3 separate regions of the Homo sapiens genome follow, and all the other regions are linked to region 1. The links are chromatin contacts, found by Hi-C or POLR2A ChIA-PET in ENCODE. All regions are on one chromosome and are shown on one strand. Each heading gives the region's core, a stretch centred on a gene start or an enhancer-like site at or near the end of the contact. The rest is flanking DNA. Distances are from core to core; before and after follow the strand shown. Region 1 holds the start of ACTG1 (actin gamma 1). Region 2 holds the start of JMJD6 (jumonji domain containing 6, arginine demethylase and lysine hydroxylase). Region 3 holds the start of TMC6 (transmembrane channel like 6).

Region 1 (2,596 bases), core at 97-2,596:
GGCCTTAGGCACGGGTCTCGGCGTCCGGGCTGACTGCAGCCCGCAGGTGAGCTGGGCCGGCCGCCTTGCCCTGACTCGCTGTTGTCACTCCCAAACACGGGGTCGCGAGCTAACGTTGCAGGGCCCCGGACTCCGCGTGGGGACCCCGGCCCCGCCCCCCAGCCTGTCGAGTCAATCTGAACGCTCTGCGACCTCGGGCGAGTCCGTCCCCTCACTGCGCGGCCTCACTGCCACCCCTACGCGGCCGGCGCTCCAACCCTGAAAATTCCAGCAGCGCACAAGGAAACCGTAGTGCCGGGCGCCTCTCGGGGTGTAACCAAAGCACCGGCGCCGCTCCTGGCGAGGAGTGAGCGCCCTGGACAAGCCTGTGGCTAAACCCACGCCAGCCCTGATCGCTGCTCTTAACTAGCATCGTAAACAGAAGAGGGTATCCCCCCGACCGCCCGAAGCTGGGGAGCCGACCTTCAAAAAAGTCAGGGCTCCCATTGTCTACCTCAGTTTCCCTATAATGTCTACAGGTGACCAGAATGAAACAAAGGCCTCACTCCACACCACCTTCTCAGCACATAAGGGGGCGGGGTAGCCCCAACCCGGAGCGCGCGCCTGGGGACAATCAGGCCTGTGATTTGAGGGGCAGGGATGTGTCGGGTCGGGTAGAAAGGGGCCTCGGTCTTCAAACGAACGGAGATCCGGGGCAGGGCGCCCCGTGGAGGGACCTGCATGGTGGTGGCTGCGCTTGGGGACGGGCGGGCTGTTTCCTATGGTGACCGGGGCGAGGTGAGGGCTCCTGAGAGCTCCCCCGCGCCCAGGGACGCAGAGCGTCGCGGACCCCCGCCGCGCCCCTTCCTCAGCCCGGCACTGGCGCCCGAGATCCTCGTGGAGCCCGAGGGGAAAGATTGCAAGGGACGTCCCAGGGAGCAAAGCCCCGCAGCGTGGCCGGGGACTCGGGGACCCACCCCAGCTCCGGCGCGGCCCCGCCCCGGGTCAGGCAGTTTCGGGGCGCAGCAGGGCCCTCCCCACGGCGCGGCAGTCCCGGGGAGGGGCCAGGCCCGTCAGCCCTTCGGCCCTCCCGGCGACCCTCGGAGGGCGCCCCAACTCAGACCCGCCCGCCGGCCCGCGCAGGGTCGCGAGCGCGCGGGGGTGGCGCGGGCGGGGCCGTTGGGAGGCGGTGCGGGCTGGGGGCGGGGCGGGCCGGGGCCCCACGTGTCCCTGCCCGGCGGGCCAATGGGTGCCCGGCTTTCGGAAAGATCGCCATATATGGACATGTTCTGGGGCCGCGCGCGCCGCCGGGCCGCGCGGGCGCGCCGCTTCCGCTTAAATAACGGCGGGGGAGGCCGCGGTCGGTCTCAGTCGCCGCTGCCAGCTCTCGCACTCTGTTCTTCCGCCGCTCCGCCGTCGCGTTTCTCTGCCGGTGAGCGCCCCGCCCCGGGGCCTGAGCTGGACGTCGCAGGCCTGCGCCCCCCGACCCCGGCTGGCCCCGCTTCCAGCTGCCGAGGCCTCGTCGCGCCTTCCCCGGGAACAAAAGGCGGGGTGGGCCGGGTCAGGCGGACGGGGCTGGGGGGGCGCCGGGGGTCCAGGGCGGGGCCCGGCCGCAGTGCAGACTTCCGAGCCGTGGACGTTACGTAAAAGGCCCGGCCTTCGGTTCCAGGCGGTTGCGATCTTGGAGGCCACGGCCGCTGGGGTTGGGGCAGGGCCGAGGCTTCCCCGCGGGAGGGCATTAGGTGGCTGTGGGGAGGGGACCGTGTTACAGACGCGCCCGCCTGAGTCCATCCTTTTCCGGGCAGGTCGCAATGGAAGAAGAGATCGCCGCGCTGGTCATTGACAATGGCTCCGGCATGTGCAAAGCTGGTTTTGCTGGGGACGACGCTCCCCGAGCCGTGTTTCCTTCCATCGTCGGGCGCCCCAGACACCAGGTGAGTGGATGGCGCCGCGGGGCTCCTGGGTTCTGCGTTGCGGGGTGGGTTCGGTGTCGCCGGCGAGGCTGACGGGTCGTCCCCTGCAGGGCGTCATGGTGGGCATGGGCCAGAAGGACTCCTACGTGGGCGACGAGGCCCAGAGCAAGCGTGGCATCCTGACCCTGAAGTACCCCATTGAGCATGGCATCGTCACCAACTGGGACGACATGGAGAAGATCTGGCACCACACCTTCTACAACGAGCTGCGCGTGGCCCCGGAGGAGCACCCAGTGCTGCTGACCGAGGCCCCCCTGAACCCCAAGGCCAACAGAGAGAAGATGACTCAGGTGAGGCTCGGCCGACGCCCGTGCTCCTCCCGTCCTTTCCCCAGTCATTTTCTGCCCGGCTTGATTTCTGACATTTAAGTGTTTCTTTCGCTGTTCCAGGCTCTGTTCCTCTCCCGGCATTTCCTCCCTGAAGCCTCCAGGTTTCTCATTTGGTTTCTGCCTGCGTTCTTTTCTTTTCTCCACACATCACACTGGCATGCAGCATGTTGTGGCGTGTGAGCATGGGGTGGCCGTGGGTCTCTGTCCCTGACTAAGCCGCCCCTTGTCCCTTCTCAGATTATGTTTGAGACCTTCAACACCCCGGCCATGTACGTGGCCATCCAGGCCGTGCTGTCCCTCTACGCCTCTGGGCGC
Region 2 (2,596 bases), core at 71-2,570, 4.8 Mb after region 1:
ACTGCAAAGTGAAAGTGCTTTGAAAAACCGAAGACAGGCAGGGCATGGTGGCTCACTCCTGCAATCCCAGCACTTAGGCAGGCGGGAGGATCACTTGAATCCGGGAGTTGGAGGTTGCAGTGAGCTGTGATCGCGCCACTGCGCTCCAGCCTGGGCGCCAGAGCGAGACAGTGTCTCAAAAAAAAGAAAAGAAAAAGAATTATTATTGAGAGTTTTGTTGTAGCTGTGAGCTTAGAGGAAGAAGCGAGGTCCAACCCAAGAAACACTTTGGGCACCAAATAAAACTGGAAACCCTGATCCCAAAACTCACACAAAAGTGAGAGATAAGGATGAATCAAGAAACCCTTGGACAAGATCAAAAGAAGCATTAGAGGTCAGTCAAGAATGTCACTTTCCTGGCAGGAAAGATTCGATGTGGAGAAAGCCGGCCCGGCGCAGTGGCTCATGCCTGTAATCCTAGCACTTTGGGAGGCCGAGGCAGGAGGATCACTTAAGCTTACAGTTCGAGACCAGCCTGACCAACATAGTGACCAGGGTCACTTCTTGGCAGGGTCTCCAAAATTCTTACTGAGAGACATTTAATGCACCGAAGGGCTTCATATCCGACGTTTTTGCTCCGGGGGTCAACCTAAAGCAGGAAGCTGCGCAGCTGAGCGTCCGCACCCCCGGTCCCTCAGGAACCCAGCCAAGTCAGCCGACATCCGCTCCTGACCTCAGGCGCCTCCTGGCGGGTGCTGCTGCACGCACCTGCGGGACGTGGACCTCCAGGACAGCCCCGTCGGCCCCCGGACCCGGCTCCTCCGAGAATCGAAAGCGCTGGGCCCGGACCCCCTGTCCTCGGAAATCGTGCTCGCCCAGTAGGGCGTCGTTGGGCCCCGGGCGGGCGGGGGACCGCGGAAGGCTCCGGGCTGCCAGACTGCGCGAGCGGGAAGCCGCGGGCCACGTGGCCGTAGCACCTGACGGCAAGAAGGGGAAAGCCCAGATCTGGTGATAACCCTGCCGCGCTGCGAGCGAAGAAAGCCCGGAGCAAGGCGAAAGAGACTCACACGCGCAGAACTGGCAACGGGCGGCTGGCGCGACCGGAAGTGATGGGCACAGCGGCAGCGCGGGAGGGGAGGGGCGGGGCGGGGCGGGGCGGTGACGCAGCCGACGTGACCTTCCCAACATGGCGGAGGCCCGCCGTATGTGAAGGAGTACCCCAGGGGAGCCAAAGCCAATGGAAAACCGCGAGAGGCGTCGGGGCGGGGAAGACGGCGGCCGCTTGCCCAACCCGAGGCTCGGGAGGTGGCTGGGGAGTGAATTTTCTGGAAGGCGACTTTAAAGGCGCCGGGACTGAGCGAAGGGCGTTTGGGTACTGCCGTCGCCGCCGCCCAGGCCGGGGAGGGGTGCGTTAGTGTCAGGAAGCGGGCTGCGCCGAGGTCGTAGCGGAACCAGCTGGCGACCCCGCAGAATGAACCACAAGAGCAAGAAGCGCATCCGCGAGGCCAAGCGGAGTGCGCGGCCGGAGCTCAAGGACTCGCTGGATTGGACCCGGCACAACTACTACGAGAGCTTCTCGCTGAGCCCGGCGGCCGTGGCGGTGAGCGGGTCGGGCGGGGGTGGCCAGGCCGGGCATCGGCACCTCCAGCCGCTACGCACCTTTCTCTGGGCCCGAGGCTGCCCTCGCCCCGAGCGCCCGGGACCTCGTAGAGGCTCACCCGCACCCCGCGGAGTTTGGGGTCCCCGAGGCGCGGATTCCGGGGCGGGTCTGCTTCCTCCCGTGCTGTGGCCGCCCGTCTGCTCTGGCGGACGACGGGAGTCCCACGCCTGTGGCGCTCTCAACTAGAAGGCCCGTCGTCCCTGACTCCTTTGGGCGGCGGGTCCCCTAGGGGACCTGGCTGTCAAGGCTCATGGGGGGTGGCTCTAGGAACGACGTGGCCTCACGCACGCGCCCTGCCCCCACCCCGGAGGAGCCAGACGAGAGTCAACTTCCTTCGGTTTGTCATTACCAGTTGGCCTTGGGGACACCCTTATCTGCCACTGGACTTTTTTTTTTTTTTTAACTGGACAGGTCTTTTTTAATTCCCTCAGGATAACGTGGAAAGGGCAGATGCTTTACAGCTGTCTGTGGAAGAATTTGTGGAGCGGTATGAAAGACCTTACAAGCCCGTGGTTTTGTTGAATGCGCAAGAGGGCTGGTCTGCGCAGGAGAAATGGACTCTGGAGCGCCTAAAAAGGAAATATCGGAACCAGAAGTTCAAGTGTGGTGAGGATAACGATGGCTACTCAGTGAAGATGAAGATGAAATACTACATCGAGTACATGGAGAGCACTCGAGATGATAGTCCCCTTTACATCTTTGACAGCAGCTATGGTGAACACCCTAAAAGAAGGAAACTTTTGGAAGACTACAAGGTGCCAAAGTTTTTCACTGATGACCTTTTCCAGTATGCTGGGGAGAAGCGCAGGCCCCCTTACAGGTAAAGTATTCTGCAGCTAAGTGGTTAAAATCCTTTTCTTTTTTTTTTTTTTTTTTTTTTGAGACAGAGCGTCACTCTTGTAGCCCAGGCTGCAGTGCCGTGGTGCGATCTCGGCTCACAGCAACCTCCATCTCCCG
Region 3 (2,596 bases), core at 69-2,568, 3.4 Mb after region 1:
CCTCTCTGCTCCCTCTCTACCTGCTATAGGGCCCAGTCATCTCAGGTCTGAATGTTCATAGCTTTTCTGCCTCTCTGCCCACCTCCTTCCTGGTTTCCAGAGTCCTTTCTGTGTGTCAGGCGCAAGCTATGTGCTGGTGCTGGGCACACAGTGGGCTGGGGTAGGAGGGGGCACAGAACCACAGATGTACATGTCAATAGGAAGTGGTAGGTGCTCCACCAGGGTTCAATCTGGGGAGGCTCCCCAGAGGAGGTGGCATTCATGCAAATTCAGTGTGGGTATGCAGGGAGGGGGAAGCAGTGGGAGGAGAGGCAGGGGCTGGGTCTCCATGCCAGGGTGCCACTTGCCAAGAACCAGCTTGGGGTAGCCATCTGAGGACCACACTGGCAGCTCCAAAAGGCCCCAGCCTTGACCCCTGCCTGGTCCTCGCTTTTGCTTGCCTGCTCTCCCCTGCAGCAGTGCCCTCTCCTGCCCTCCTGGGCCCCAGCTCACATTCACCCTGCCTGCTTCATGGCTTCTCCCCGCCAGGAATGACCCTCCCTTCCAAATGGGCTTGGGGTGGGGGGTACAATCTCAAAGGCAGTTTCCTCCATAGAGTTCCCAGGTGGACCACTAAGTCTCCTGCTTTGGCTGGGGGCACCCTAAAGGGTGATTAACTTCTCTCAGCCTCAGTTTCCTCATCTGTGAAATGGGAATATCAGTGCATACCTTCCTGGCTCATGGGGAATAACAGAAAACAGGGCAACGGGTACAGCACCTGGGGACAGTCACCTAAGTGTCAGCGTGTCCTCCTTTTCATCCCCTCCTCTCCACACAGCACACAGGAAGTGAGCCAGAACTCTTGCTAGATAAACAATGAACCCCGCCCAGGTGTCAGGAGTGGGAGATAACCAGGCTCCCCCCGCCGGGGTCGGGGAGAGTCAGCAGGAGGCTTGCGGGGGCGGCGGGGGGGGGGGCGCTGCCCAATCTGGAGTGAGATACTCTGTGTCCCTGGGGCTTTCGGCGGCATCTTACTTGGACGATCCCTAACCATGGGAAGCAGATGAGTCTGGAAATATTGCCCCTTTTTGGAACTTGGGGAAACTGAGCGTCAGAAAAATTGGGGACTTCAACCAGGGGCTGGAATGAATCCAGCCCAGCTCAGACCTCAGGAGGAGGGGTCGGAAGTTGGCAGGGGAGGAAGGCATAGTCGCCGCGGGGCGCCCGGAGGAGGGCGGGGGCGCCGCGGGCCGGGCCGGGTCACGTGATAGCCGAGGCCCGCCCCCCCCCCCCCCGCCCACGTGGGCCGGGAGGTGCGGCTACTCCCCCGGCCCCGGCAGACCTGCGACTGGCCCAGTCGCCCCTGGGGCCCTTTGCCACTCCCTTGGCAAGGAGAGCCGAGACCTCAGTTCCCGGCGGCTCTTGCGGGGCACAGGTGAGCCCTGGCTGCGCGCGCGGCCCCTCCTCCCCGGCGCCTCCCAGGTGAGCGGCCGCGATCCCGGTCCCGGGTCCCGCCAGCCCCAGCTGCTTCTCCTATGCGGGGACAGCGGCAATCCCCCCTGAATTCCTTTCGGCCTCTGGGGCCATTTGGCAGCCGAGTTCCCTCCCCGGGTGCTCCTGGAGCTCCCAGGGCTTGACCCTCCGGCTCGGACAGAGCTGGGAGCGGCAGGGGCGGGGAGGACAGTGCGGGGAGCAAAATCCGCAGCCCCCACCCAGGTCCCCCAGCCGAGCGCCAGGGCACGGGGAGGGGAGGGGAGGGGGTGTGGCCGGGATGGGAAGGGGCGGGGGACAGGGAGGCCGGCTGGACGGGTTCGGTGGCCCCAGAGTTGCAGCCGCTCTGGGCTCTGGGGCCAGGTTGCGGTTCTCCCTGGGTAGCGGCTGCTCCCGGGAAGCTCGCTGCCGGCTGGGGTGGGGGTTCCTGGAAACGGGCGCCACCCAGCCTCTCCCCACCTAGCTCAGGAATGGTGCGCCTGGAAACTCCGCTGGACTTGCCTGGGCCTCGGGGCGGAGTGCTGGGGCGCTGGGTGCCCGAGTCCCCGGGTTCCCTGAGCTTAGAAGGGCCTGTCTGGAGGAAGGGATTCCAGCTCTAGGGACTGGGTGGGGCGTCCTCAGCCCCTCTTTCGGCAGCTGTCCCGTGTTAGGCTGGGTGGGGCCGCCTCGGACCCAGCTCTGGGCTGGTTTTCCCACGTCTTTGCTCCTGCTGGAGGGAGGGGGTGGTGTGGGGCCTGGGCCCGAAGATGGCACCCAGGACACTGAGGGAGGGCGCCGTCCGGTCCTGTGACTGGCACCCCTGCAAGGAGCTGCTCTGTCGGGGCGCCCCCGGGCTTTGCCTGTCCGAGGAAAGCGCCCTTCAACCCGGCCGACTTTGAGCCCTGAGTTCCTGAGGGTGAGCGCAGGAGGAGTCCAGGGCAGAGGCCGGCAGGACTCGCTGGTGGCTGGGAGCTGAGTCCTGGCTCCACTCTCACAGATGAACGGGCCCCGAGCCCAGGGCCCCAGACAAGGCTGCTCTGGTTCCAGTTGTGCCGGGTGACGGCAGAGCCAGGACAAAGGAGGCCTGTTGAGGTCCTGGCCACCCCCAGCCGGCCGCCCTGGGATGATGGAATGCAGGGCAGTGGGT

What was found. A loop is a pair of places that touch in the nucleus more often than their neighbours do. ChIA-PET counts read pairs that join two places held with the same protein, here RNA polymerase II (POLR2A). Pooled maps may share reads with other maps.
Region 2: a pooled map shows a loop between it and region 1 (8-fold over the local background). The contact joins the promoter of JMJD6 here to the promoter of ACTG1 in region 1. A Hi-C loop is called at or near these places in 2 of 168 maps with a recorded cell type or tissue (B cell and naive thymus-derived CD4-positive, alpha-beta T cell) and 9 of 50 pooled maps. POLR2A ChIA-PET finds 5 or more read pairs at or near these places in 1 of 52 experiments (activated CD4-positive, alpha-beta T cell).
Region 3: a loop to region 1 is called in a map of CD8-positive, alpha-beta T cell, with 12 times the contacts of the local background. The contact joins the promoter of TMC6 here to the promoter of ACTG1 in region 1. A Hi-C loop is called at or near these places in 1 of 168 maps with a recorded cell type or tissue (CD8-positive, alpha-beta T cell), 1 of 37 single-sample maps with no recorded cell type and 5 of 50 pooled maps.

The regions. Positions count from the first base shown.
Region 1 is chr17:81,511,549-81,514,144 of GRCh38, reverse strand. It overlaps ACTG1 (actin gamma 1), which reads left to right and starts at 1,346. Exons shown (of 6, transcript NM_001614.5): 1 at 1,346-1,411; 2 at 1,785-1,913; 3 at 2,003-2,242; 4 at 2,519-2,596. The coding sequence starts at 1,791. RefSeq lists silencers at 1-110, 741-1,220, 1,421-1,590 and enhancers at 241-290, 321-600, 1,811-1,900.
Region 2 is chr17:76,725,330-76,727,925 of GRCh38, reverse strand. It overlaps JMJD6 (jumonji domain containing 6, arginine demethylase and lysine hydroxylase), which reads left to right and starts at 1,320. Exons shown (of 6, transcript NM_015167.3): 1 at 1,320-1,579; 2 at 2,071-2,459. The coding sequence starts at 1,451. It overlaps METTL23 (methyltransferase 23, arginine), which reads right to left and starts at 1,087. Exons shown (of 5, transcript NM_001080510.5): 1 at 748-1,087. RefSeq lists enhancers at 1-187, 818-1,447 and silencers at 707-1,156, 1,267-1,396.
Region 3 is chr17:78,127,477-78,130,072 of GRCh38, reverse strand. TMC6 (transmembrane channel like 6) reads left to right here and starts at 1,318. Exons shown (of 20, transcript NM_001127198.5): 1 at 1,318-1,461. RefSeq lists a silencer at 1,225-1,754 and an enhancer at 2,435-2,596.